Regions from separate parts of the Homo sapiens genome. Here region 2 is linked to region 1. Evidence: read pairs that join two places in POLR2A ChIA-PET (ENCODE). Cell type or tissue: HepG2. All regions are shown on one strand. Each heading gives the region's core, and the rest is flanking DNA. Links, peaks and the distances in the headings are about the cores only.

Evidence for each region. Peaks named below come from ENCODE experiments on the same cell type or tissue, not always from the same donor. Only the 100,000 strongest peaks of a DNase experiment are listed, where the experiment ranks them.
Region 2: POLR2A ChIA-PET joins it to region 1 with 6 read pairs; 5 of 35 experiments call an interaction of 5 or more read pairs at or near these places.

The regions. Positions count from the first base shown.
Region 1 is chr19:46,347,840-46,359,902 of GRCh38, forward strand. PPP5C (protein phosphatase 5 catalytic subunit) reads left to right here. Exons shown (of 13, transcript NM_006247.4): 2 at 5,909-6,150. Among named protein-coding and RNA genes, the nearest start is that of PPP5C, 6.8 kb to the left of the region's middle. RefSeq lists enhancers at 1,742-1,801, 2,622-2,861, 2,908-3,709 and silencers at 2,162-2,221, 4,831-5,000, 9,015-9,104. In HepG2, for the core only: no CTCF peak of the experiment used is centred there; a DNase peak (open chromatin) is centred at 7,862.
Region 2 is chr19:46,412,202-46,426,677 of GRCh38, forward strand. PNMA8C (PNMA family member 8C) reads right to left here. Exons shown (of 1, transcript NM_001386793.1): 1 at 12,496-14,476. It overlaps CCDC8 (coiled-coil domain containing 8 subunit of 3M complex), which reads right to left and starts at 1,363. Exons shown (of 1, transcript NM_032040.5): 1 at 1-1,363. The coding sequence starts at 609. RefSeq lists enhancers at 1-570, 2,237-3,070, 3,071-3,903, 11,259-11,308, 13,906-14,413 and 2 more and a silencer at 4,330-4,419. In HepG2, for the core only: no CTCF peak of the experiment used is centred there; no DNase peak of the experiment used is centred there.

The DNA.
Region 1 (12,063 bases), core at 5,903-10,902:
GTTATGTGCCAAGGACTGTGCTTGACTTTGGGGATATAGCAGTGAATGAGACAGATGTGGCCCTGTCCTTAGCTTGTAATTTTGCAGGTGAACCAGACATGAAAAAAAAAAAAACAAAAAAAAACCATGTAAATAAGTAAAATACTTAAATTGTGATGAGTGCTTTGAAAGCAAACCAGCAGTGTGATGAAGTAGAGAATAAGGGTTGGAGGCTACTTTAGATAGGGTAGTGGGGGAAGGCCTTACTGAGCAGGAGGCGTTTAAGCTGAAACTCACAGAGGGAGAACTGGAGAGGAGTGTTCCAGGGAGGTAAAGCAGCCTGTGCAAAGGCCCTGGGATGGGGAATGAAAGGGTACTGGCATGGCTGGGGCTTTGGCTACTTAGGGGGAGACCAATAACAAGATGAGATTAGGACAGAGGCCAGATCATGCAGGGTCTCCGTGAGTCATTACAAAGACCAGTTTGGAATTTTTTTTTTTTTTTTTTTTTTGAGACGGGAGTTTTGCTCTTTTTGCCCAGGCTAGAGTGCAATGGCGCAATCTCGGCTCACTGCAACCTCCGCCTCCCTGGTTCAAGCGATTCTCCTGCCTCAGCCTCCCGAGTAGCTGGGATTATAGACGCACACCACCATGCCCAGATAATTTTTGTACTTTTAGTAGAGATGGGGTTTCGCCATGTTGGCCAGGCTGGTGTCGAACCTCTGACCGCAGGTGATCCGCCCATCTCGGCCTCTCAAAGTGCTGGGATTACAGGCATGAGCCACCACGCCCAGCCCTACAAGAAGACACATTAAGTAAATGGGCCAGTCTGGACTGGAGAAGAATTTGGGTGTGATCAAACTATGGTTGGGAATGGATGAGATCATCTAGTAAGAGGGTCTAGAGGGGGGACTTAGGACAGAACCCAAATGGAAGAGGGTGAGGCTAAGGAGGAGCACTTAGTGAGGTGGAAAGGAAGCCAGGAAAGGTGTCGGGAAGGCTGAGAGAAGGGAGCGCTTCTAGAACAAGGAGCTGGTGCCTTTAGTCCGATGCTGCCAAGGCAAGCACTGGCCATTGGCTTTGGCTCCATGGATGCTGGTAGTGATGTTGACAGGAGCAGTTATTGGGGAGTGATGGGGGTGATGCAGCCAGGAGGTGCTGAAGAGTGAATGGGAGGGGAGGAAGTGGAGACAGCAAATGTTAAGTGTTAGGAGTATTGGTTCTGAAGGGGAGTGGAGAAATGGGGGAGGGTGGTAAGACGAGAACGTGCACAGGAGTTCGAGACCAACCTGGCCAACATGGTGAAACGACGTCTCTGCTGAAAAAATTAGTTGGGTGTGGTGGCACACACCTGTAGTCCCAGCTACTTGGGAGGCTGAGGCAGGAGAATTGCTTGATCCTTGGAGGCAGAGGCTGCAGTGAGCCAAGATCACACCACTGCATTCCAGCCTGGGCAACAGACTCCGTCTCAAGAAAAAAAAAAAGAGAGAAGATGCAGTGTCAGGGAAAGATGGATTTTTTGTAAGGATGGAAGAGAGTAGAGTCCAATAGAGATGGAGAATTGATTCTGCACAGGAGAGGGGGGACTTGCAGCAGCAAAACCCTGGAGAAGGCGGAGGTGGGAAGGGTCTGGAGCCCTGGAAGAGACTTGGCCTCCAACGGGAGCAGAAGCAAAGTGTGGAGAAGCTCGATCCGGTGGGAGCCGTGAGAGGGAGGTAGGACCAGTGAGAGATGAGGCCAGAGGTAGAACCTTGGAAGTCAGATTGGGGAATATGGGTGTCATCCTGGGGGTGGTCGATGCCATGGGAAGTTTCAAGAGCGGGGTGCTGTGGTTCAGTTAGTGTTCAGAAAAGATCCCTGGCTGCCATGCAGAGACTGGACTCCAGGGTAAGACAGGAAGGAGTCTAGATTAGTGGACAGGTGAGGAGGGGTGGTGATCGCCAGCCAGGCTGGAGGGACAGAAATAGATTCAAGAAGTGTTTCAGGGAGGAAGTGAGAGTGGCTGCCTGGAGAGAGGGTGGACGGTACTCCAGGCAGGGAAAAAAAAAACAAAAACAGGTGGCAAAGGCCCAAAGGTGAGCAGAGCCAGGCATGGAGGCCATAAGTGGGGCCACAGCGTAGGAGGCTGGAGGAGGTTATGATGAGTTTGCAGGGAGTAGATTGCGCAGGGCTGTAGGAAGGAGCCAGGGCTTTCTGGGGTGGGGTGGCGGTGGGGGGTGGGGCTCTGGGGAGCCCTGGGAGGTTCTGAGTAGGGAAAGGACAGGGTCAGGTTTGTGTTTTAGGAACACCCCTCTGGAGGGGCAGGACAAGAGGCTGCGAGGCCAGGTGGAGGCTGAGCCAGGAACCTGGGCAGGAGAGGCCAGACCAGGGCTGGGTGGGGCTGGAGGGTGAGAAGGGAGTGGCTGAATCTGAGAGATGTTCAGGAGGCTGACTTGGCAGAATAAGTGAAGTGACTACCGGGCTTTGGGGGCTGAGGGATGGAGAGGAGTCCAGGATGAGGCTGTCTCAGCCAGGTGATGGGGTGGAAGGTGGAATTCCCTGGGATGGGAGCAGCCTGCATGGGGGTTGCTGCTGAGGCCGCATCAGAATTCTGGGCCACAGCAGCCATTGGGAGGAGCCTGTTGCCCCCCAGGACCTGGGATCCAGGCTCTCAGGAGTCCTGGGGCTGGGCAGGCAGCCAGAGGGGCCTGGCACTGAGCTGGCACGGAGGAGAACGGCCCTGCTGGCCCAGGCCCCTTGCTGTCTGTCAGGCAGTAGCAGGCACAGAGCCCCAGGCTCCAGGGCTGTGGGAATAACAATAAAAAAGAATAATGACAGCTCACCTTAATTGAGCCTTGTGGCCAGGTACGCTGTGGGGTTTAATCCTCCCCGGGGGCTGGGAGATGGCTAGGAGTGGCCCTGTTTGTTTTATAAAGGAAGCAAGGCTCGGAGAAGTGAAAAAACCACTCGCCCAAGGTCAGAGTGTGTGAGCAGCAGGGCCCGGATATCCCCTTCCTCGCCACGTGCTTGGCTCCCACGTTCAGGTTCCTCCCAGAGCTGTACTGGCCCTGTTGAGGAGAAGAGGGGCCCCAGCAGGGAGAAGAGAGGTCCCAGGGCTCAGAGGACTGTCCCCTCAACTGTGGCTGGTTGCTCTGTAAGTTCAGGCCTATTCCAGAAATCCTGGGGGCAGAGCCTCGTCCCCCGTCTCATGTCTGAGTCTAAGGGAAGTGTCTCAACTGTCTTCCCCTCTCTGTGGGCCTCAGTGCCCCGCTTCTGTAAAATGGGGGGTGGGGGCTTATGCTTAACCCCTAAGGAGGCTCCAGGTATAAGAGCTTGTGGGGAGGAAGCAGGCCATGGTTGAGAGCTCAGGCTGCCTGGGTTCAAACCCTATGTCTTCCTTTACCTGCTTGATGACGCCTGGGCAAATGACTTAACTTCTCTGGGCCTCTGTTTCCTTGCATCTAAAATGGGGAATGTCTTGAGGCTTAAATATGGTCCTGTTTGTAAAGCGCATAGAACAGGGCCAGGATATGGCATGTGGGTCGACCCGTGGAGTACAGGCTCCTCCCATTTCCTCTTGTTCCCTTCACTTCCTCCCTTCATTTAGTCATTCACGCATTCACTTCTTTTGCCTGCTTCTTTTGCTGCAGCCAGTTTTCTTACACAAGTTCGTAAAATCCTCACGGCCACCCAGTGAGGCAGAGCTCAGAAAGAGGAGGCTATTTGCCTGCAGCCTCGAGTTAGAGATCTGCAGAGCCGGGTGGCAGGCCCTGAGACTCCAGGATCCCCTCCCTGTGCCACTGGAGTAACAGCTGCCCCATCAGGAGCGCGGGCCAGGCAGCCTCTGGACCACAGCCAGGAGGCCTGAAGGAGTCCTCAAAGGCGCTGGCATTCCAGGGAGGGTCGGTCAGATCTGGGCTGCCCAGTTCTGCCCTTGTTTGTTTTTGGGAAGTCCCGGGCCCTGCCCTCCTGGGGCTTACAGCTCTGGAGGGACACACTCATTACTCAACAGTGACGATGAGAGTGGACAGGGCTGGCACAGGAGATCCCAGGGGCTGGGGCAGCCCAGTCGGGGGCCTGACCCAGCCTGGGAGTAAAGGAGGGCTTCCCGGAGGAGGGGACATGTGAGCATTTGAAAGATTGCCAGGAGTTGGCGTGGCAAAGAGGAATGTTGTTAGATTGTTGCTGGCCACATCCCCAGGACCCGGCTTCTCCCTTCTGTAATGTCAGTCCTCATCTCTCTCTGCATCCCTCCTTCCTTTCCCTCTGGAGCCACTCATGGAGCCTGGGACTCTCTTCTTCCATCTCTTCAACCAACTGACTCCCATCCTCCAGGTCTCAGCCCCAGTGTCCCCTCCGAGCTGCCCCAACCCTAAACACTGGGCACCACTGTCTAGGGATGGATCTGTCTCCTCCACTGGATGGTAAGCCCTGGGAGGGCAGGGCTGTGTGTAAGAAGGACTCTCGGAGTGCTGTTGAGAACATTAAAATGGGAGTGAGGGTGGGGACTCTGTGCAGGGCTGCTGGTAGAAGGACTCTAGGAAACCCTAGTCCACAGGGGGTTCCTCAGTAGCCCAGGGATACCCAGGTAGTAAGAGGCAGAGCTAGGGACTGGGCCCAGGCCACCTACTCCTGCCTCTGTGCTTACCCCTGTGCCACGCTCCTGCCCAGAGGTCACCATGGCATGGGGCGTGAGAGTGGGAGCCTTTTGGTCTTGGCCTGGCTCAGAAGGCCCACTTCTCGGCCAGGCGCTGTGGCTCACGCCTGTAATCCCAGCACTTTGGGAGGCCAAGGCAGGAGGATCACGAGGTCAGGAGATCGAGACCATCCTGGCTAACACGGTGAAACCCCGTCTCTACTAAAAATACAAAAAATTAGCCGGGTATAGTGGCGGGCGCCTATAGTCCCAGCTGCTCGGGGGGCTAAGGCTGGAGAATGGTGTGAACCTGGGAGGCGGAGCTTGCAGTGAGCGGAGATCGCACCGCTGCACTCCAGCCTGGGCGACAGAGCGAGACTCCATCTCAAAAAAAAAAAAAAAAAGAAGGCCCACTTGTCACCTGCTGTGTGACCTTGAGCACCGGCCTTTCTTCCCTGAGCTTCAGTCCCCAGATTTGGAGACGGGGGTTAATGTAGTTTCCCTGGGCTTGTGAGAGTTCAGTGAAGGGGGACCTGTGTACTAAAGCCCTGCATGGCTCTGGTACATCACGGCCCCCAGTGGGGACAAGCCTCTAAGGCTGTTTAAGCCTTGGCTCTCCTGCCTGTCAAATGGGCACGAGGGAGGGATCAAGCCTGGCTCTGCAGGTGCAGACAGGGCATTTGACCTTGAGCAAGACCTCCATGGCTTGTCTGTAAAATGAGCACCAGATGGTCCTTACTCCCGTGGAGACATGAGGATTCCACAGGTCACGAGGTAAAGTGCAGGGTACAGCTATAGCTCATCTCAAATAAAATCCGACCTCTCCTCCTTGGCCAGATGTCACATCCTGTCACTCCACACTTAGAACATCAGTGTCCAGACCTCACTGTGGCTGCCCGGGGCCCAGGGATCTGTCCCACCAGCCTCCCTGCCTCATCTCTCCTCCCCCTGCCCACTCCACCCAGCTGCCTCAGCTCTCACTGGCCCTCAGACAAGGCTCAACCACCTCTGGGCCTCTGCACCTGCTCTTCTTGCTATCGGAGTGCTCTTCCCTCAGTCTGCTGCTAGTGCCCAGCTTGGGGCTGGAGGGGTGGGTGGGCGGGTGTGTGGAGTCCTGGAGACTGTGGCCGAGAGGACAAGCCCTGAGCTAGGTTGGTTGGGACAGGCAGGAGGGGCAGGCTGAAGAGATGTCTCTGGGCTCAGGGTAGCCCTCAGCTTCCCCATCTGTGAACAGGGAGACTGGGCGTCACCCAGCCCAGGGCCTGTCCTCGCAGGGTTGGAGCACTGCCTCATGCCTCTTCTTCTGTCTCCGCAGCCAAGGACTACGAGAACGCCATCAAGTTCTACAGCCAGGCCATCGAGCTGAACCCCAGCAATGCCATCTACTATGGCAACCGCAGCCTGGCCTACCTGCGCACTGAGTGCTATGGCTACGCGCTGGGAGACGCCACGCGGGCCATTGAGCTGGACAAGAAGTACATCAAGGGTTATTACCGCCGGGCTGCCAGCAACATGGCACTGGGCAAGTTCCGGGCCGCGCTGCGAGACTACGAGACGGTGAGCTGGGGAGTGGGCCAGGCCTGGCACCTGAGCCAGGCAGATACTGAGGGCTGGGCTGGCGGGGACGGGTGTGAGGAGCCATTCACTCCTCTACTTACCACTCAGCCAGCCAGCAAGTGCCTGTGGGGCCTTGGGCCCAGGCCAGAGTACCCAGGCCACAGCTCTGCTCAGCCATCTCACATTTTGTGACCCTGAGCCAGTTACCCCGCCTCGCCACACCTTCCTTTCCATATCCGTGAAATGAGGAGAACAAGAGGATCAGCCTCAAGGGTAGCGGTGAGGAAAAGTGAGCTTTTGCCTTTCACACGAGTAGACCAGTACTTGGCCCGGGGTCAGTGTCCTGTGATGGTTCACCTGATGGTTACTGTCATTGTTAGTGCTGGTGCTGGACAGGAGCCACACAGCCTCTCTTCTTCTGGTGGAGCTTGTCTTTCAGGGGCAGGCAGAAAACCCACCACTGAATAGGTTAGCAGAATAATTGCAGGTGAGGATCTGCACTTTGAAGAAAAGAGGAAGGGCAGTCGGGCACAGTGGCTCACGGCAGTAATCCCAGCACTTTGGGAGGCCAGGGTGAGAGGATTGCTTGAGCCCAGGAGTTTAAGACAAGCCTGGGCCACATAGGGAGGAGACCTCATCTCTACAAAAAATACAAAAATTAGCCAAGCGTGGTGGCACGCACCTTTAGTCCCAGCTACTCAGGAGGCTGAGGCAAGAGGATTACTTGAGCTCAGGAGCTCAAGGCCGCAGTGAGCTATGCTCTCACCACTCCACTCCAGCCTGGGCGACACAGTGAGACCCTGTCTCAAAAAAAAAAACAAGAAGGGTGATATGCTGCCAGGGACAGCAGACAGGATATGTGTGATATGCTGATGAGGGAGGGGACCTAGGGCACAGTGAGAATTCGCTAGTGCCCTCACCCACCTAATGAAAATCCTGACGGTATGAGGCTCTGCAGAGCGAGCACACACCTTCACACCAGGTGTGCTCTGCATCTTCCTTCAGGGAGGCTGGCTGAATCATTACAGCACCCTGGGACGTGGGAACTGGGATTACTCCCCTTGCACAGATGAGGAAACAGTCCCTAAGGGGTGAAGTCACCTGCCCAGTGACCCCCACCTGGTTAGTAGCAGAGCTGGGATTTGAACCCAGGAGGCCTGGCCTCAGGGCCTTATCTCTCCCACCTCAGAGTTCGCTCCCTGAGACGGGGCCGTGCGCTTGTCCTGCGCATGGGGATGGTGCAGCAGGGGGCTTGGTCAGTGTGTGTCGAGAGGATTGTTATCCTGCCCCCCGACACAGACACACTTCACTCCCTCCTTCCCTTGCAACCATCACACTCGGAGCTGCTTGTGTCGTGTAGGGAGGGGCAACCAGGGAGCTGGGAGCCGCGAGTCTGCAGTTGGTCGCGGGGCTGAGAAGCACGAGTCTGCAGTCGGTGGAGCCAGCTCAGACACTGTCCTGGCTGTTGGCCGCTGGCCTGGGGTGGAGGGTGGACTTCAGGCCAGGTGAAGGCTTGAGCTAAGCATGAGTCCAGGGGACACATGTTAGGATGGGGGCAGAGATGTGGCGGGGGGTTAGGGCGACACCTAGAAGGGTGGGGGCAGGGGCAGCAGAGCAGAGGCCTTCCCAGCTTGGGCTCCCAAGCCATTCTTGGCCAAGCCCCTCCCTCATTGTCTCTTCCTGTCCTAATCTAGAAAATGGTGACAAGAGGAGTGGCCGCCTCCGGATGGCTGTGGCTGTGATGACATGGTTGAGTAAAGGTCACGAGCTGCAGGGCTCAGTAATGAGTAACCAAGGACAGTCGGTGTTGGGTTGGGGCAGGGCTCCAGGTGGGAAGGGGGCCTGGGGAGACAGTGGGGCAGAAGAGAGGAGCCCCAAGGACAGGTTTAGGGCAGGGTCTTCATCTCGTGTGGGGCTGCAGGAGCATCTTTCCCCAGGGTAAGGAGCAGGGGCTGCAGGCAGGGTCTTCGTCAAGTGTGGGGCTGCAAGAGTGTCTTTCCCCAGGGTAAGGAGCAGGCTTTTCAAGACTCTGGCCCAGTCTAGGGCCCAACCCCGCATACTCCCAACCCCGCATACTCCCTGAGGCTGGGCTGGTTGGCTTCAGCCATCTTGTGGGTGTGCCACGTCTGAGCTGTGTCCCAGGCCTGGCGGATGGCAGGGAGGGTTGAGGGGGTGGGGAATTCAGAGTCTTTTACAGAATACCCAGCACCTAAATTGTCATGGCCCATTTCCCCATGGGGGCTCTCCCAGCAGCATTGGGGACCCCCACATGAACATGAGGGCTTACCTGTCATCAGGCCATCCATATGCCTGCAGGCCTTCAGCCTTGCTCCTTTCTGCGCAGTTCTTCAGGCTCCATGTGCCCTGGGGCAGTTCATCTTCCCAAGACTCTACCTCCTGCTTGCTGGATGCTAGAGTTTCCTCCTAGACCAGAAGCTCGCCAGGGAAGCAGAGCAAAGACGTGACCTTGGCCTTGGGCGGGGGAGCTCCCCTTAGCCTCGGTTTCCTCAGCGGTCTGCTCACTCTGGGCCCAGCACTGCTGGGAGCCCTTTGTGCACCTGAATTCAGCCTGAATTCAGACTGAGGCCTAGAGAGGAGATGTCCCTCCTCCAAGGTCACCCAGCAGGGAAGTGGCAGAGCTGAGACTTGAACCCCTAGTCCATGCTTGTAACTGTTTCTGGGCCACAATCAGTTGAATAGCTTCAGCACTTTTGTCTTCATCAAACAGAGAATTAAAAACGGTTCATTGTTTGGAGGAAGTGTGTATAAATATTGTTTTGTGGAAATGACTTTTCATTTACACAAGTACAGATGAGTGATGGATGTGATATAAAAATCCCTATTTTACATGTGGGCTGCAGGCAGAGAGTCTGCGGTCACCAGTGCAGGGGCTAGATGGGGCAGGCTCTGGGCTCAGGACGCCTAGGTTCACAGCCAGCTCAGATTGGGTAGCAGCTGCATGGCTCCTAGTGCCTTTTTTCTCAGCCTTAGTGTCCTCATCTGTTAAAGGAGGTGAGAATATAGGAATAACAACCAAAGTGTTTTTTCTTTGTTTTTGTTTTTTGTTTTTTGTTTGAGAGAGAGTCTTGCTCTGTCACCCAGGCTGGAGTGCAGTGGCACAAATCTTGGCTCACTGCAACCTCTGCCTCTTGGGTTCAAGCGATCCTCCCACCTCAGCCTCCCAAGTAGCTGGGACTACAGGCGTGTGCCATCAAGCCCGGGTAATTTGTGTAATTTTTGTGGAGATGGGGTTTCACCATGTTGCCCAGGCTGGTCTCAAACTCCTAGGCTTAAGGAATTTGCCCACCTTAGCCTCCCAAAGGGCTGGGCTTACAAGCATGAGCCATGGCACCCGGCCCCAAAGTGTTTTTTCTATTCTCTCAGTCAACAGTTACACAGAAAATTTCTGTGACCACTGGTCACGAAAGGGAGTGGAGGTCTCTCCCTACCGGCAACCAAGCAGTCGATTCTGCAGTGGACACCAGCTGGGTGTTCTCTTATTGAATTAATTCTGACACTATCTGTCCAGAGATAGCATTAGATTCCACAGGTTGAGGACTTAGTCCCCACTTGTCCCTTATTTCTGATGCTGATCACAAGACCTAGGTTATTTTGCCGGTGATTCTGACTGACTGGCTATTAATTAGGGTTTCTGTGACCCACTCCTTGGGTTCAATTAATTTGCTAGAGAACTCCCTCATGGAATTCAGAGAAACACATTTACCAGCTTATTATAAAGGCTGCTACAAAGGATACAGATGAGATGCGCAGAGCAACGTGTGGGATGGAGTGCAGAGCTTCCGCGCCCTCTCCTGGAGCACCACTCTTCAGGAACCTCCATGTGTTCAGCTATTCAGAAGCTCCCTGGACCCAGTCCTTTCGGGTTTTTATGGAAGCTTCATTATGTAGACATGATTAATTATACCATTGGTCATTGGTGATCAACTTAACCTTCAGCCCTTCTCCCCTCCCGGAGGTTGGAGGGTGGGGCTGAAACATTCCAACCTTACAGGCCCACTTTGGTCATTCCAGTGACCAGCCCCCATCCTGAAGCTACATAGGGGTGGCTAGCCATTAGTCAACACATGAGCATGCAAAAAGACACATCACTTTGGAGATTCCAAAGATTTTAGGAGTTATGTGCCAGAAAACAGTACATGATGAATATCAAACCTGTATTTCATAGTACCACTGGCCACCCGTGGTCTTCAAACACAGTTCCCTCATATCCAAAGAATATACAACTCAAAAGGTATTACTGGCCAGTTTGTTACTAGAACTCCATTAGGTCATTAATAATTAGTTCATCATATTATATGATTATGTCTCCCAGGGTGAGACCAGTCAGGTTTGCAGGTTTCTATTCAGTCTTGCCAATTTCCAAAAGCAGGCGTGATCTCAGCAAATATATGGCTCCCCCCTTTCAGGCATTAGGTATAATTGAGATAAGAGACAATGTCACCCTTGTTCTGAGCCTCTTTCAAAGTGTTAATGTAATACTGGAGATTTCTTAATTCATAACTCATTTATTCATTCGTTTACCCTCGTAAATGTTCCTCCGTTTCTTCATTTATACCTGTTGTCCTAAAGGAAGAAACTGAGGCAAAATTAATATAAGTAGAGATTTTATTTGGGCCAAGGTTGAGGACCAGCCTGGGAGCCTCAGGTTATCTCGGGAAGTGCTCCAGAGAACAGATAAGCTCAAGCGTTTAAAGACAAAAGGATAAATCGGGGAGGAGTGATTACAAAGGGTGTCTTTCAGGAATTCTCATTGGTTTAAAAAATAACATTGATCAGTAATTGGCTCTGCGTTATTAAATTACAGGGTGTAAGTGATGGCATCCGTGTATGGCATTGTGAGGTTGATGTGTAGCTGTCTCTGGACTCTTACTCTTGAGTCCACAGGGTCAGTGGCTTCGGGGGATGAGTTTTTCTCAAGATGGGGAGTGGGACATGACTGCTCCCTCATTCCAGTTCCTCTCTAGGCTCAATCATTTAAAGGGGGTTTGCATTACTCAAGGAAAAGTTTCTTTTCTTTCTCATTTTTCCCTTTTGGTCAAAATCTTTCTTTTTAAAAGCATTGATCAGAGTCTGAGTGTCAGGGTGTCCCTCGTCACTAGGAAGGCTCACTTTAGGACAGGCCTGTTCTATGTTGGGGAGGGGGAAGGAGATGGCTCAGTGAGGAATTTTCAGTGTGTCCAAAAGCTGAAGTAGGATGGCCTCACAGAGTGGCAAAAAGAAGACCTGAATCAAGTCACTGATTTATACAGCTGCGTCTCTGTGTCCAATCATCTCTAGTCTTCAGAATACCATGATTTTCATTTTCTCGGAAGTAAAACAAGAAGATTAGTAATTTAAATAGTAGAAATATAATGCACATAAGGATTATAATGAAAACAAGAATGTATATGCCAGAATGAAAAAAAGAGCCTTTTCCAATTAGGGAGCCAGCTAAAAACATGAGGAAAATGAAACCCAGCTTCTGCTTTGGGGACTTACTGTAGCCAAGATAGAATTCAAGATTCAGTACAAACTGTAGGCAAGTAATAAAAACCCAAAAACAGTGGTCAGGGCTAGAATCTAAACACAGATGTGCAACTGAAGCATCATTTTTCCTTTCCAGTCCCCCAGTTTTACCAAAGACACTAATAATAGCAAGACCAATTTATTCTCAAAATAAGTTTTAGTGTTATACTTTATTTGCATAAAGTACAGCAAGATTAGTGACTGACCATATAGACTCCTTTTAAGTTGGCTTTCCCGGAAAATGAGGAATTTCGGATTAGACTTTTTTTTTTTTTTTTTTTGAGGCGGAGTTTTCCTCTTGTTGCCCAGGCAGGAGTGCAATGGCGCAAACTCGGCTCACTGCAACTTCTGCCTCCTGGGTTCAAGTGATTCTCCTGCTTCAGCCTC
Region 2 (14,476 bases), core at 8,012-13,011, 66 kb after region 1:
CCAGGACACCTGGCTGACATACTCCCGCCACCTGTCCGCTTTGGACAGCTGAGGCCCCAGGTTGTCCTCAAACATGGGCACTGGCAGGTTGACGCGGCGGCGGGCAGGCGGCGCGCTGGGCTGCTTCTCCTGTCGCCGGAGGAAGGCCTCGACCAGTTCCTCATCATCCTCACTCTCCAGGTCGCTTCCCAGGAACTTGCTGCCCAGGTAGCTGACGGGCATTTTGCGCACCTTCTTGCCCCGCCGCGGGCCCTGGCGGCTCTTGTCTCTGGAGGTCTCGAAGTCGCTGAACTCGCTGTCGCTGGCGTTGCTGCTGTCGTACGTGCCCACGACCAGCCGGGGCGGAGGAGTCACCATCTGCTGCACTCTCCTCCTCACTCGGGGCTCCTTGGGCTTTTTGGGGGGCTGGGGCGGGTGCGGGGTGCTCTTCTCCATGATGCGGGCCACGTCCTCCAGGGTGCGGCCCTCTTCTTCCAGGAACTGGGTCAGCCGCTCCCGAAATTCTGCTTCCTTGGTGGCGGGCTTAGAGATGACTCTCCAGACGCCCCCAGCCAGCCTGACCTCCCGGGGGATGAGCAAATAGTCGACGTCCTCCCCGATCTGCAGCATCCCCACCGTGGAGTCCTCCTCCTTGCGGAACACCTTGCCGATCTTCTTAAATGTCCCCACGGGCTTTAGGGCTTCCACGAGGACGTCCAAATCCACATCTTTGCAGACATCGGGGACGCTCCAAAGAATGAGGCAGTCGGGGGACGGCAGGAAGCCCCAGGGGAACCAGCCCCCCACGTGGCTTTTCTCGAGAGTCTTTAAGATCTCCAGGGTGATATCTGGGGTGAGGGGGCAATGAGCCCCAACAAACTACTGTAGCCCTTAGTCTTGAGGGAGGGACTGGATGGGGGGAGTTCCAGCAACGCTGACCGGAGAGTCTCACCTCCCTAGCCAGGGACGAGCCAAACGCCTCCAATCTCTTCGCCTGCAACAAGTACAGTCTTGACCAAGTCCGGCTCCCCCACCAAGGACTTGGGGGAATCAATTTCCAGGATGCCTACGTGAGCCGGGGGCGAGGTCAGTCCCAAGGCTCAAGGCCCACTCCAAGCTGGAAACGTGGTGTCCCAGCTCCAAGTTGGGGCGCGCGGGCTGCCAGCGACTCTTCCTGCCCCAGGCCCCAGGGACGCGGCTGGAACTTGGGACAGGACTTCGCAGACAAAGACGGTCCAGTCGAAGCTATTCAATATGGCCGAGGCGCTGGGAGGCCCCAGCCCGGGCCTCCAGTAGGGTCCCCCGCCCCCAGGCAGGCCGCCACCCAGCTCCAGGCTGACCTTGACGCGCCGCAGCCTGCCAGCCCGCGCGCTTAGAGCTCTGCACCGTGGAGCGCGCGGGCAGGAAGTTCCTCCTCGCCCTCCGCCAGAATGAGGCCCACCTTCCCCCGTCTCATCTTACACTCCCAGACTCTGGAAGACTGACAGGGGGGCTGTCCACTCCCTTCGGGGCGGCCTCCTTCCCCTCCCCCACAGGGGTGTGGCCGCGCCCCGGGCCTAGCTGGGCCCATTGCTTCCCAGCGAAGCGGCAGTGGCCCACGTCAGCACCTTTCCTGAAAGGCAGCGGTTCCCAAACCTGCCATCCGAAATGTGCAAGTTTCCAGCCAAGTCCGGGAGGTGGGTGTGCTAGTGGATTCTACTTTTTGAGAGCCACTGGCACCACAGATTAGCATTTTAAATTCACGCGACTATCGGTACCCGTACACCTATATGCGTGGGTAGAGAAATGGGTACCTGACTGCAACAGTCCCACTGTGGCGCTTGGCAGGTCAGGGCTCAATACATATTTTTGAGGGGATGAATAAACCCAAATGTTCATGGCCAGGCGCGGTGGCTCATGCCTGTAATGCCAGCACTTTGGGAGGCCCAGGTGGGTGGAACACTTGAGGCCAGGAGTTCGAGACCAGCCTGCCCAACATGGTGAAACCCTCGTCTCTACCCCGGGTGTGGTGGTGCGCGTGCGTAGTCCCAAGCTACGCGAGAGGCTGAGGCAGGAGAATGGCGTGAACCTGGGAGGTGGAGGTTGCAGAGATCGCGCCACTGCACTCCGGCCTGCGCAACAGAGGGAGACTGTCTCAAAAAAACAAAAGTGCAAAAAAACCCCTACAAATAAACAACAACAAAAAACCCTAAAAGTTCACGAGTAGAGACTGCCTCTATTTTATGGTAGTATCTTACAGTGAAATATTTTGCAACTTCGAAAAAAGAATGAGATGGCTAAGGATAGGCACGGTTTATGAGGCGCTTCCTATGTAGTAGGCACCATTCCCAGTGCTTTCTATGAATGAACTCAGGAAATCCTTGCTATAACAGGAGACTGGTAGCATGAGTACAATTCCCATTAGACAGCTGAGGAAACTGAGGCCCAAGGACATAAAACCACACTCTCAAGGTCACAGCCATGGGGAGTGGTTGAGTTTGGATTTGAATCCAGAATAGTCTGCCTTTTGTGTCGACCAAAGAGTCAAGATGGCCAGGCGCGGTGGCTCACGCCTGTAATCCCAGCCCTTTGGGAGGCTGAGGCGGGCAGATCACGAGGTCAGGAGATCAAGACAAGACCATCCTGGCTAACGCGGTGAAACCCTGTCTCTACTAAAAATGCAAAAAAATTAGCCGCGCGTGGTGGTACGTGCCTGTAGTCCCAGCTACTCGGGAGGCTGAGGCAGAAGAATCTCTTGAACCCGGGAGGCGGAGGTTGCAGTGAGCCGCGATCGCACCACTGCACTCCAGCCTGGACGACAGAGCAAGACTCCGTCTCAAAAAAAAAAAAAGAAAGAAAGAAAGAAAAAAAAGAATCAAGATGTGAACCAATGCTAGTCGCATTCGGCCGGGAGCTCGGTTCTTGAGACGCGAGTCTACCGAAGCTCCCGCCAGTTGAGAGGCGAGTCTGCCGAAGCTCCCGGCCGAAAAAGCCAAATCCTTCCTTAACCCAGTGTCTGAGGGGTTTTGTCCGTGGCTCCTCCTGCTACAGGACATGCGACTAGCATTGGTCCACATCTTTGGAACCAGGCATCCAGAGACATGTTGAATAGGCCTCGTTGTTAGGAACCCTCAGAGGTACATGGTAAGGCCAGTGCCATCAATCATCTTTTTACAGACGGTGAAACTGAGGCTGGTCTGAAGTTGCACAGCTCTGAGTGGTGGATCTAATATAATATTAGAACCAGATCTTGGGCACTAGCATTTAAAACACTAGCTGACGCTAAAGACACAGCTAATCCCCTTCTCCTAAATGTGTTGCACCATTTAACCACTTAGCAGCCACAATACTTGCAGCCACTCTTGCCTGGATGTGTACAAAGCCCCCTCACTGGGCTTCCCGCCTCCCCATCACTGCTTGCAATCCAGGCCCCATCCAGAAGCTGGGGGCATCTTTTAAAAACTTAGGTCCGATCTGTCTCTACTCTTTTGAAAATTCTCCATCTCAGGCTGGGCGCCGTGGCTCACGCCTTTAATCCAGCACTTTGGGAGGCTGAGGCGGGCGGATCACCTGAGGTCCGGAGTTTGAGACCAGCCTGGTCAACATGGCAAAACCCCATCTCTACTAAAAAATACAAAAATTGCCGGGCGCGGTGGCTCACGCTTGTAATCCCAGCATTTTGGGAGGCTGAAGCGGGTGGATCACCTGAGGTCAGAAGTTTGAGACCAGCCTGGCCAACATGGTGAAACCCCGCCTCTACTAAAACTACAAAACTAGCCTGTCTTGGTGGCGCATGCCTGTAATCCCAGCTACTCCGGAGGCTCAGGCAGGAGAATCGTTTGAATCCGGGATTCAGAGGTTGCAGTGAGCTGAGACCGTGCCATTGCACTCCAGCCTGGGCAACAAGAGCGAAACTCCGTCTCAAAAACAAACAAACAAAAAAAAGAAACGAACAAAAATATAAGAATTAGCCGGGCATGGTGACACATGCCTGTAATCCCAGCTACTGGGGAGGCTGAGGCAGAAGAATCGCTTGAACTGGGAGGCGGAGGTTGCAGTGAGCCAAGATCGCGCCACTGCCCTCCACCTTGGGCGACAGAGCGAGACTCCGTCTCAAATAAATAAATAAATGTGATCTTATTTAACTCATAAAGGAACCAGGCAAATTTTTAAAGAGGGAACGGAGGAAAAAGAGACGGGCCAGAGGGAAAGAAAAGATGTGGGGGCTTAGGGGACGTTAAGGTCTCAGCGAGCGGCCTGTTCACAATTACCGGCTTATTCAGGTTGTTTTTCTCTTGCAGAGCCAGGTCGTTGGGCTTCGCTGGATTTTTCTCCTCTTTCTCCCTGGCTCAGTCCCAGCCGCCGCGCTCAGCCCCCGGGCCTCCCGCGGCCCCGCCCCTCGCCTCCCCCTTCGCACAGTTTGTGGCCTCCGCAGTCCGGCGGTCTCCATGGCAACCACGGGACGCGCTCCTCCGCGCGGATCAAAACTAAGCGGGTGGGGCGGAGGCGGAGGCGAGGCTGCAGGGAGATGGTGGGGGTGGGGGCGCCACGGAGGACGAGGGCAGGAGCTCCTCTTTTCTGCCCCTGGTGCCTCCCTTAGGCCTCATCCCCAAAGCCAGCTTCCCTGAAAAGCTGTTTGTAGAAACCAAAAAATGAAAAATCCTAAGGACACCTAGGTTTCAGGAATGCTGATTAAAGAATCGCAAGTCTGAGGGCTCATGACAGTGCCTTCCAAGTGGTGACCTCGCAGATGAGACGTTTGGGTTTTGTAGTCATAAAAGGGCTTTCGTTTTGTTTGTTTGTTTTGTTTTTTGTTTGTTTTTCTTTTTTTATTTGGTGGGGGAGCAGGGAGCGGCGCAAGGAGGATAATCTAAGAAATGAAAATCCCAAATGTTCCATATTTTTGCAAAAATCGTCAACCTCCGGCCGGGGGCGGTGACTCATGCCTGTAATCCCAGCACTTTGGGAAGCCAAGGCAGGAGGATCGCTTGAGCCCAGGAATTGGAGACCAGCCTGGGCAACATAGCGAGACTCCGGTCTCCACAAAAAATTTAAAAATTAGCCGAATATTATGGTGTGCGCCTGTGGTCTGAGCTACTCGGGAGACTGAGGTGGGCCTATCGCTTGAGCCCGGGAGGTCAGGGCTGCAGGAAGCGGAGATCGCCCATCTGCACGCCAGCCTGGGCAACAGAGCGAGACTCCATCTCAAAAAAAAAAAAAATTGCCAGCCCCTGAACGGTTCAGCTGTGGGTGTTTTTAATTGCACAGATCTCTGGCAGGTGAGACCCTTCTCCAGCCATCACAGAATAAAATAATAAAAACGAGAACTGTAGCCTCACTTTTGCATTTGTTTAAAATAAATGGAAAGTTGGAAAAGAATGGGGAAGAGAAACAAAACACGGCTGAAATCCCTCTACCCAGCTACATTTTGTTGCCATTTAAAAAAAAAATGGGACACGCGGGCCAGGGGCAGTGGCTCAAGCTTGTAATCCAAGCAATTTGGGAGGCCTACGCGGGCGATCGCCTGAAGTCAGGAGTTCGAGACCAGCCTGGCCAATATGATGAAACCCCACCGTCTCTACTAAAAGTACAAAAATTAGCTGGGCACGATGGCAGGCGCCCGTAATCTCAGCTACTAGGGAGGCTGAGGCAGGAGAATCGCTTGAACCTGGGAGGCACAGGTTGCAGTGAGCTGAGGTGGTGCCACTGTACTCCAGCTTGGGCAACAGAGTAACACCCTGTCTCAAAAAAGGATACACGGTCAGAAAAAGCAAAAGTTACAGAAAGGTAAATTTTTTTCAAAAAAGGATTCTTCTCCCCAAACCCCACCTTCCAGCCTCTCCCCAAAAAGTAACCAGTTAAATATCTCTGTATTTTTCCAGAGAAAAAATGCTTGCATTAGTGTATGTGTTAATTTTATTTTATTTTATTAATTTATTTTTTTTTTTTTGAGACGGAGTTTTGCTCTTATTGCCCAGGCTAGAGTGCAATGGCGCGATCTCCGACTCACCACAACCTCCACCTCCCGCGTTCAAGCAATTCTCCCGCCTCAGCCTCCAGAGCAGCTGGGATTACAGGCCAACCCACCCAGCTAATTTTGTATTTTTAGTAGAGACGGGATGTCTCCATGTTGATCAGGGTGGTCTCGATCTCGAACCTCAGGTGATCCACCCACCTTGGCCTCCCAAAGTGCTGGGATTACAGGCGTGAGCCACTTCACCTGGCTTTTTTTTTTATGTTAATTTTAGAATTTATCTCACAGAGATTTTTTTCCCCCATCATCCTAAATTATTTTCATCACAGCACTTACCACTTTCTGTTTTTGTTTTTTTTTTTCTTTGAGACAGGGTCTCACTCTGTCACCCAGGCTGAAGTGCAGTGGCATGATCATGGCTCACTGTAACCTCGAAATCCTGGGCTCAAGCAATCCTCCCACCTCAGCCTTCTGAGTGTCTGGGGCTACAGGTGTGTGCCACCATGCCTGGCTATTTTTAAAAATTTTTTGTAGAGAGGTATTCTCATTATGTTGCCCAGACCGGTCTTGAACTCCTGGCCTCAACTGATGCTCCTGCCTCTGGGTCTCAAAGTGCTGGGATTACAGGCGAGAGGCACCACGCTGGGCCTATTTGTATGTACTTATTTATTGTTTCACCCTATTAGAATACTATCCCCATGAGGTCTGGGATATGAGTCTGGTTTGTTCACTGCTGAAGTCTCAGCATCTAGAACACTTCAGGTAGGAGCTACAAATATTTATTAACTGAATGAATGCTGAGAATTGCACTAGATTTATTACTATAAAATGTGTTTTCACTTAATGTCCTTCTGTATCAGTGCTTGCCAGTCTGTTTTTGTTTGTCACGACAGCTTCCATCTTTATTCCTTCAAGCCAGGAACGTGATACTGATAATAATTCATTTTTACTGAGCACCTACTTTATCCTTGGCCCTGTGCATTTTCTCATTCAGTCCTTAGAACCCTTCCTTAAGCAAATGTTATTCCCATTTTTCAGATTAAAAAAAAAAACTGAGTCCAAGGAAAGTCACACAGCTAGGTAGTGGCAGAGCCAAGCTTTGAATCACTCAGGTTTATTAGATTCCAATCTCCACACACTTTTTGTTTGTTTGTTTGTTGTTTGTTTGTTTGTTTTGAGACAGGGTCTTGCTCTGTCGCCCAGTGATACGATTTCTGCTCACTTCAGCCTCGACCTCCTGGGCTCAAGCTATCCTCCCATCTCAGCTTCCCAAGTAGCTGGGACTACAGGCCCATGTCACCATGCCCAGCTAATTTTTTGTAAAGTTGGAGTTTCGCCATATTTTCCAGGCTAATCTCGAACTCCTGGGCTCAAGTGATCCTCCTACCTCAGCCTTCCAAAGTGCTGGCATTACAGATGGAAGCCACCATGCCTGGCCCCAATCTCCACACTCAGTGGGGTGGATCGCTTGAGCCCAGGAGTTCAAGACCAGCCTGGGCAACATAGCAAAACCCCATCTCTACAAAAATAGTACAAAAAATTAGCTGGACGTGGTGGTGCAAGCCTGTAGTCCCATCTACTCGGGAGGCTGAGGTGGGAGGAGCATCTGAGCATAGGATGTCCAGGCTGCAGTGAGCCATTATCGCACCACTACACCCCAGCCTGGGTGACAGAGTGAGACGCTGTCTCAAAAAAGTTTAGAAAAAAGAGGCCAAGGGCTGGGCACAGTGGCTCGCGCCTGTAATCCCAGCACTTTGAGAGGCCGAGGCGGGCAGATCACAAGGTCAGGAGATCGAGACCATCCTGGCTAACACAGTGAAACCCCATCTCTACCAAAAATACAAAAAATTAGCCGGCCGCGGTGACAGGTGCCTGTAGTCCCAGCTACTCGGGAGGCTGAGGCAGGAGAATGGCGTGAACCCGGGAGGCGGAGGTTGCAGTGAGCCGAGATCGCACCAAGGCACTCCAGCCTGGGAGACAGAGTGAGACTCTGTTTCAAAAAAAAAAAGAAAAGAAAAGAAAGAAAGAAAAAGAAAAAGGAGGCCAAGGAAGATAACACAGAGGCAAAGGCGTACAGAGTGGAGGAGGCGATGTGGATGTAACCCTGTAGGCAGAGGCTGGAGAGATGCAGTCAGCAGCCAAGGAACTCCTGGAGCCACCGGAAGCTTGAAGAGGCAAGCAAGTTCCTCCGCCTGGAGCCTCTGGAAGGAGCTCAGCCTTGCCAACAGCTTGATTTTGGATTTCTGTCCTCCAGAACCATGAGAGAATACATTTGTGATGTTTTAAGCCATCTAGTATATGGTAATGTGTCACAACAGCCACAGGAAACGAATACAGAGCCCGTTGTGTGGCCACGAATTCCCCTGAGTCCAGTGAGGGCAATTCCAAATTAAAACATGCTAATTTTATTCTGTGACCTTGTCTCTCAGGAATAATTATCCCTGAAGCGAAAGAATTCTTGTACAGTGTCCTGCGCCCTAGGAATTACATATGGGTGACGGGCACCTTGGAAGTGGTGGGGTTTTTGGTTTTTTTTTTTTTTAGACTGAGTCTCGCTGTGTTGCCCAGGCTAGAGTGCAGTGGCCCCATCTTGGCTCACTACAACTTCCACCTCCCGGGTTCAAGCAATTCTGCCTCAGCCTCTGGAGTACGTGGGATTATAGGCATGCGCTACCATGCCCAGTTAATTTTTGTATTTTTAGTAGAGACGGGCTTTCACCATGTTGGCCAGGCTGGTCTCAAACTCCTGACCTCAAGTGATCCACCCACTGTGGCCTCCCAAAGTGCTGGGAATACAGGCGTGAGCCACTGTGCCCAACCACTGCTCTGATTTCTGTCCCTATAGTGTTTTTTTAGTTTTATGTAAAAGGAAGTATATAGTGTGTGTCCTTTTTGGTCTGACTTCTTTGACTCCGCATAACGCTTCTGAGGTTCACCGATGTTGCTGTACGCATCTGAGGTTCATTCCTTTTTTTTTTTTTTTTTTTTGAGACGGAGTCTTACTCTGTCACCAAACTGTGACAGGAGGAGTGCTGTGGCACAATCTTGGCTCACCACAACCTCCGCCTCCCCGGTTCAAGCAATTCTTCTGCCTCAGCCTCCCGAGTAGCTGGGACTACAGGCACCCGCCACCACGCCCAGCTAGTTTTTGTCTTTTTAGTAGAGACAGGGTTTCACCATGTTGGCCAGGATGGTCTCGATCTCTTGACCTCATGATCTGCCCGCCTCAGCCTCCCAAGGTGCTGGGAGGGCGACCGCGCCCGGCCAGTACATTCTTTTTTGTTGCTAGGTCATATTCTGTTGCATGAATACATTGCAGTTTGTTTATTCATTCACCTGTCGTCGGCCATCGAGTTGTTTCTAGTTTTTGGTTCTTAGAAATAAAGCTGCTGCCGGGCGCCGTGGCTCACGCCTGTAATCCCAGCACTTTGGGAGGCCGAGACAGGCGGATCACGAGGTCAGGAGATCGAGACCATCCTGACTAACACAGTGAAACCCCGTCTCTACTAAAAATACAAAAAAAATTAGCTGGGCGTGGTGGCGGGCGCCTGTAGTCCCAGCTACTAGGGAGACTGAGGCAGGAGAATGGCGTGAACCCTGGAGGCGGAGCTTGCAGTGAGCTGAGATCGCGCCACTGCACTCCAGCCTGGGTAACAGAGTGAGACTCCGTCTCAAAAAATAAAAAAGAAAAAAAAAAAAAGAAAGCCTGAAGGGCGACTGAAAGTCAGAGGGAACAGCAGGTGAAGAGCTGTGTGCTCTGTGCCCACCTAGGCACATATGCCCACCCCTTCCCTGTTCCCCCCAACTTCCTGCCCCATCAGCCAGGGGTCCCACAGCACCAGAGGGCACATGCAGCTGGGATATACGTATATATATGTTTTTTTCCTTTTTGAGACGGAGTCTTACTCTGTCGCCCAGGCTGGAGTGCAGTAGCATGATCTTGGCTCACTGGAACCTCTGCCTCCCAGCTTTATGCTATTCTCCCACCTCAGCCTCCCGAGTAGCTGGGATTACAGGTGCGCAACACCACGCCCGGCTAATTTTTGTATTTTTAGTTGAGACGGGGTTTCACCATGTTGGCCAGGCTGGTCTCAAACTCCTAGCCTCAAGTGATCCACCTGCCTCAGCCTCCAAAAGTGCTGGGATTACAGGCGTGAACCACTGCACCTGGCCGGAATCACAAGTTATGTGTCGGTCACTCAGAGACTCAGAGACTGCCTTCAGAATCCCTGTTTCTCACCAAGGACTGTTGGGAGGAGGCCTCAGGGTGCTGTCTCCCTGGATCCACCAAGACCTCATTCCTCTTTGTGCTGTGCCAGCCCTCCATGTGGTGGAGCACGTGGGCTCTGGAGCTAGGCTGCCTGGGTTCAAATTCTGGCTCTATCACCCTGTGGCTGTGTGATCTTGGGTCAGTTCCTTCACCTCTCTGAGCCTTGGCTTCCTTCTCTGCAAAATGGCAGTTGTAATGAGACTTAACCTCATGGAGAGGTTGTGAGCAGTTCACGAGACCATGATAGGTATTGGCACAGAACCCAGGGATGGTAAATGCTCACAGTTATTAGAAAAGGCAGAGTGGGCCAGGCATGGTGGCTCATGCCTGTAATCCCAGCACTTTGGGAGGCCAAGGCGGGCAGATCACAAGGTCAGGAGATCGAGACCATCCTGGCTAACATGGTGACACCCTGACTCTACTAAAAATACAAAAAATTAGCCGGGCGTAGTGGCACGCGCCTTTAGTCCCAGCTACTTGGGAGGCTGAGGCAGGAGAATCACTTGAACCTAGGAGGCGGAGGTTGCAGTGAGCCAAGATCGCACCACAACACTCCAGCCTGGGCCACAGAGCGAGACTCCATCTCAAAAAAAAAAAAAAAAAAAAAAGCAGTGTGGTCTAGCTGTTTGTAGACTCAGTTCCGGTTCACATCCTGGCTCTGTTTACAAATCGTGTGGCTCTGTGCCTCAGTTTCCAAATCTGGAGAATGAGATTGTATCAGTCTCATGGTGTTGAGTCTTATGAGGATTAAATTGTTTGTGTAAAATGCTTAGAATAGTGCCTGGTAGATATGATTATTCAATATGCACGAAGATTATTCTCTGCTCTAAGCCCCCACTTAGAACCAGAGCGTGTACTGCAGTTTCAAACAGGCCCTCAGAGTGCCACCCACCTCTGGCTTGTTTCTCAAGGAATCCTGAAGAATTTCTTCTGCCCAGCCGTTTACCAGAGAAATCATGCTCTATGACTCCGATGTCAGCTGGGGCCTCCCAGACTGAGAGAGACCCGAATCAGTGTGAGGAGCACAGAATGTGGTCAGAGGCCTGTTTTCAATTCCTGTTGTGCTTTGCTCTGTAGCCTTAGACAAGTTACTTAGCCTTTCTGAGCTTTACTTTCTTCATCCATAGAATGAGATGATGATCTTAATAATAGTACAGTTTGATAATCTAATCTCTTATCTGGTCTTTTTTTTTTTTTTGAGATGTAGGGGGGTATCACTCTGTCATCCAGGCTGGAGTGCAGTGGTGCAATCACAGTTCACTGCAGCCTTGATCTGCTGGCCTCAAGCGATCCTTCCACCTCAGCCTCCAGAGTAGCTGGGACTACAGGTGCATGCCACCGTGCCTAATTTTTTTTTTTTTTTTTTTAGTTTTTGTAGAGATAGGGGTCTTGCTGTGTTGACCAGGCTGGTTTTGAACTCCTGGCCTCAAGCAATTCTCCCACCTTGGCCTCCCAAAGTACTGGGATTACAGGCGTGACCCACTGCACCTAGCCCACTACAGAAGTATTGATGGGATTATAAGGGCTTCCCGCATCCCCCTGGGAAGTAAATTCTACAATATAAGGTATAGTCACTGTATCATTTTTCTAAAATCCAAAACTCTGAACCACATATACCCCTGAAACCACACCTGGCTGAGGGTTTTTATAAGGGATTGTGGACCTATAGGGCCATAACTCACAGGGTTGGCAGGATATGATGGGTTAATGATATGAAGGAATGTGGCATAGTGCCTGGAACACAAGATAGCTGTTACTGTTTTTGTTTCAGTTAAATTGTTTCACCTTTCACACCAGCCACTGGAAAATGACCTGACATCCTGAGAAGTCCGTAGGATAAAAGAAAGCTGTGTTTCCGCCGGGCGCGGTGGCTCACACCTGTAATCCCAGCACTTTGGGAGGCAGAGGCGGGCAGATTACGAGGTCAGGAGATCGAGACTATCCTGGCTAACACGGTGAAACCCCGACTCTACTAAAAATACAAAAAAATTAGCCAGGTGTGGTGGCAGGTGCCTGTAGTCCCAGCTACTTGGGAGGCTGAGGCAGGAGAATAGTGTGAACCCGGGAGGCGGAGCTTGCAGTGAGTCAAGATCACGCCACTGCACTCCAGCATGGGCAACAGAGAGAGACTCTGTCTCAAAAATAAATAAGTACATAAAAATAAAAATAAATGCAGTCCTGGAAGACTTCAGGCCATGGAAGCAGTTTTCAGTACTTGTTTTAGCAGCCACATCATTTTTCCAAATTAAATCTTACATGGATTTCCCCCCATATGTCAAGGGGCAGACTATGATTTCATTAGCATACATTTATTTTATGAGTTCATATTTGTACAAAAGAGCATCTCAATCACAAAGAACAATGAAGAGTTTTAGCTGAACCCCCTTTTGAAATCAGGGGTTTACAGAAGCCAGATGCAGCCCTCCAACAGCTGGCACATTCAATTTACTTGTGAATTTTTGCTTGGGATTTGCCCTACCAGTGATGTTTTCACTCAGCTAAGTAGCTTCAAATGGTGACAGTTTTGCATGACAACTTGCATTGGAGTCCCAGGATACACTTTGGTCCAGAAAATCTTGAAAGAGAAGTGGTAGGATTTTGATTTCATGGGCAACATTGAACAACCACGCATGTTGTGTATCACAAATATAAATGTTATACCCCTGAAATCCACAATAAGCACAAAATACAGTCTTCATGCTGCAATATGATAAGAAATGTCACACTATCCCTTATTATACAACGATTATGCCTTGATGGGAGAGCAGCATGCAACAAACACGCTGGAGGCTTTCGTAGCATTTATTCAAGCTCAGACTCTGGGATGCAATAACGAACACAGTAGTACAATATTCTGCGAGTGGGTATGCCCAGGCTGGGCATTTACAAGGAATAGAAAAATCAGGCCGGGCGTGGTGGCTCACGCCTGTAATCCCAACACTTTGGGAGGCCGAAGTGGGCGGATCACAAGGTCAGGAGATTGAGACCATCCTGGCTAATACGGTGAAACCCTGTCTCTACTAAAAATACAAAAATTAGCTGGGCGTGGTGGTGCGCACCTGTAGTCCCAGATACTCAGGAGGCTGAGGCAGGAGAATCACTTGAACCCAGGAAGCAGAGGTTGCAGTGAGCCAAGATCGTGCCACTGCACTCCAGCCTGGGCTACAGAAGGAGACTCCACCTCAAAAAAAAAAAAAAAAAAAAAAAAAGAATCAACAGAGAAGCTGGGCGCAGTGGCTTACACCTGCAATCCCAGCACTTTGGGAGACCAAGGCGGGAGATTGAGACCATCCTGGCCAACATGGTGAAACCCTTTCTCTAGTAAAAATACAAAATTTAGCTGGACGTGGTGGTTCATGCCTGTAATCCTAGCTACTAGGGAGGCTGAGGCAGGAGAATCGCTTGGACCAGGGAGTCAGAGGTTGCAGTGAGCTGAGATTGCACCTCTGCACTCCAGCCTGGTGACAGAGCGAGACTCTGTCTCAAAAAAAAAAGACGTTAGGAGTCTCTGACATTACAATTTGGTAGGCTGAGTCTTTGTGTTGTGTGTAAGTTACATTTTTGAAAAGAGATTCAGTCAAACCTTTGCAGATCCTTGAACTAACAAGTTTGCAAATTGACAGGTCCGTTGTCTCTGAGCAAAAGATCTGCCTACTCACATGTATTTGGATTTTACCTGATTTTTAAAATTCTTCTTCACCTCAGTGTTAACGTCGTTCATTGGTAACTCTTGAAAATGGCCTCTTAATGATTTACCTCCTTTTGGACCATTGCCCAGAAGCCTTGCCTCTTCTTTAGAGAGTGGAGTTCACTCCTCCTCACCAAGCCAGAGCTTCTGGAATTTAACTTGGGGAGACTCACACCCTCACCCCAGGCGCCAATCGGGGCAGAAGGGTCCCGCTTCTGACCACTTCTGTAAGAGAGACTCAGCGTGTAGAGAAAGACGACAGCTTTTCAAGAGCCGCTTACAGATCAGTGAGTTCCTCAGAGGTGGGGAGCAGGCAACTCACTCTCAGCCATGGTTTCTGCTTGACATGCGCAAAACAGGGTGGCCCACTCCGAACAAGTTTGTGCCAGAGGTACATTCAAGGTACATGCTTTTGAAACACAGAAAACGGCTCTAGACTTTGCAATAACAGGATTTCCAGGAGGGCGCAAAGCTAGAGGGGTCCGTGCCGCCCGCCTCCCCCCAGCAAGAGAGGCTGTCCCCAGAATCAGGCCGTGGGTGACAGCCGAAGGAGGATGGCGGCCCTTCTCCCGAGTAGGGATCTCCC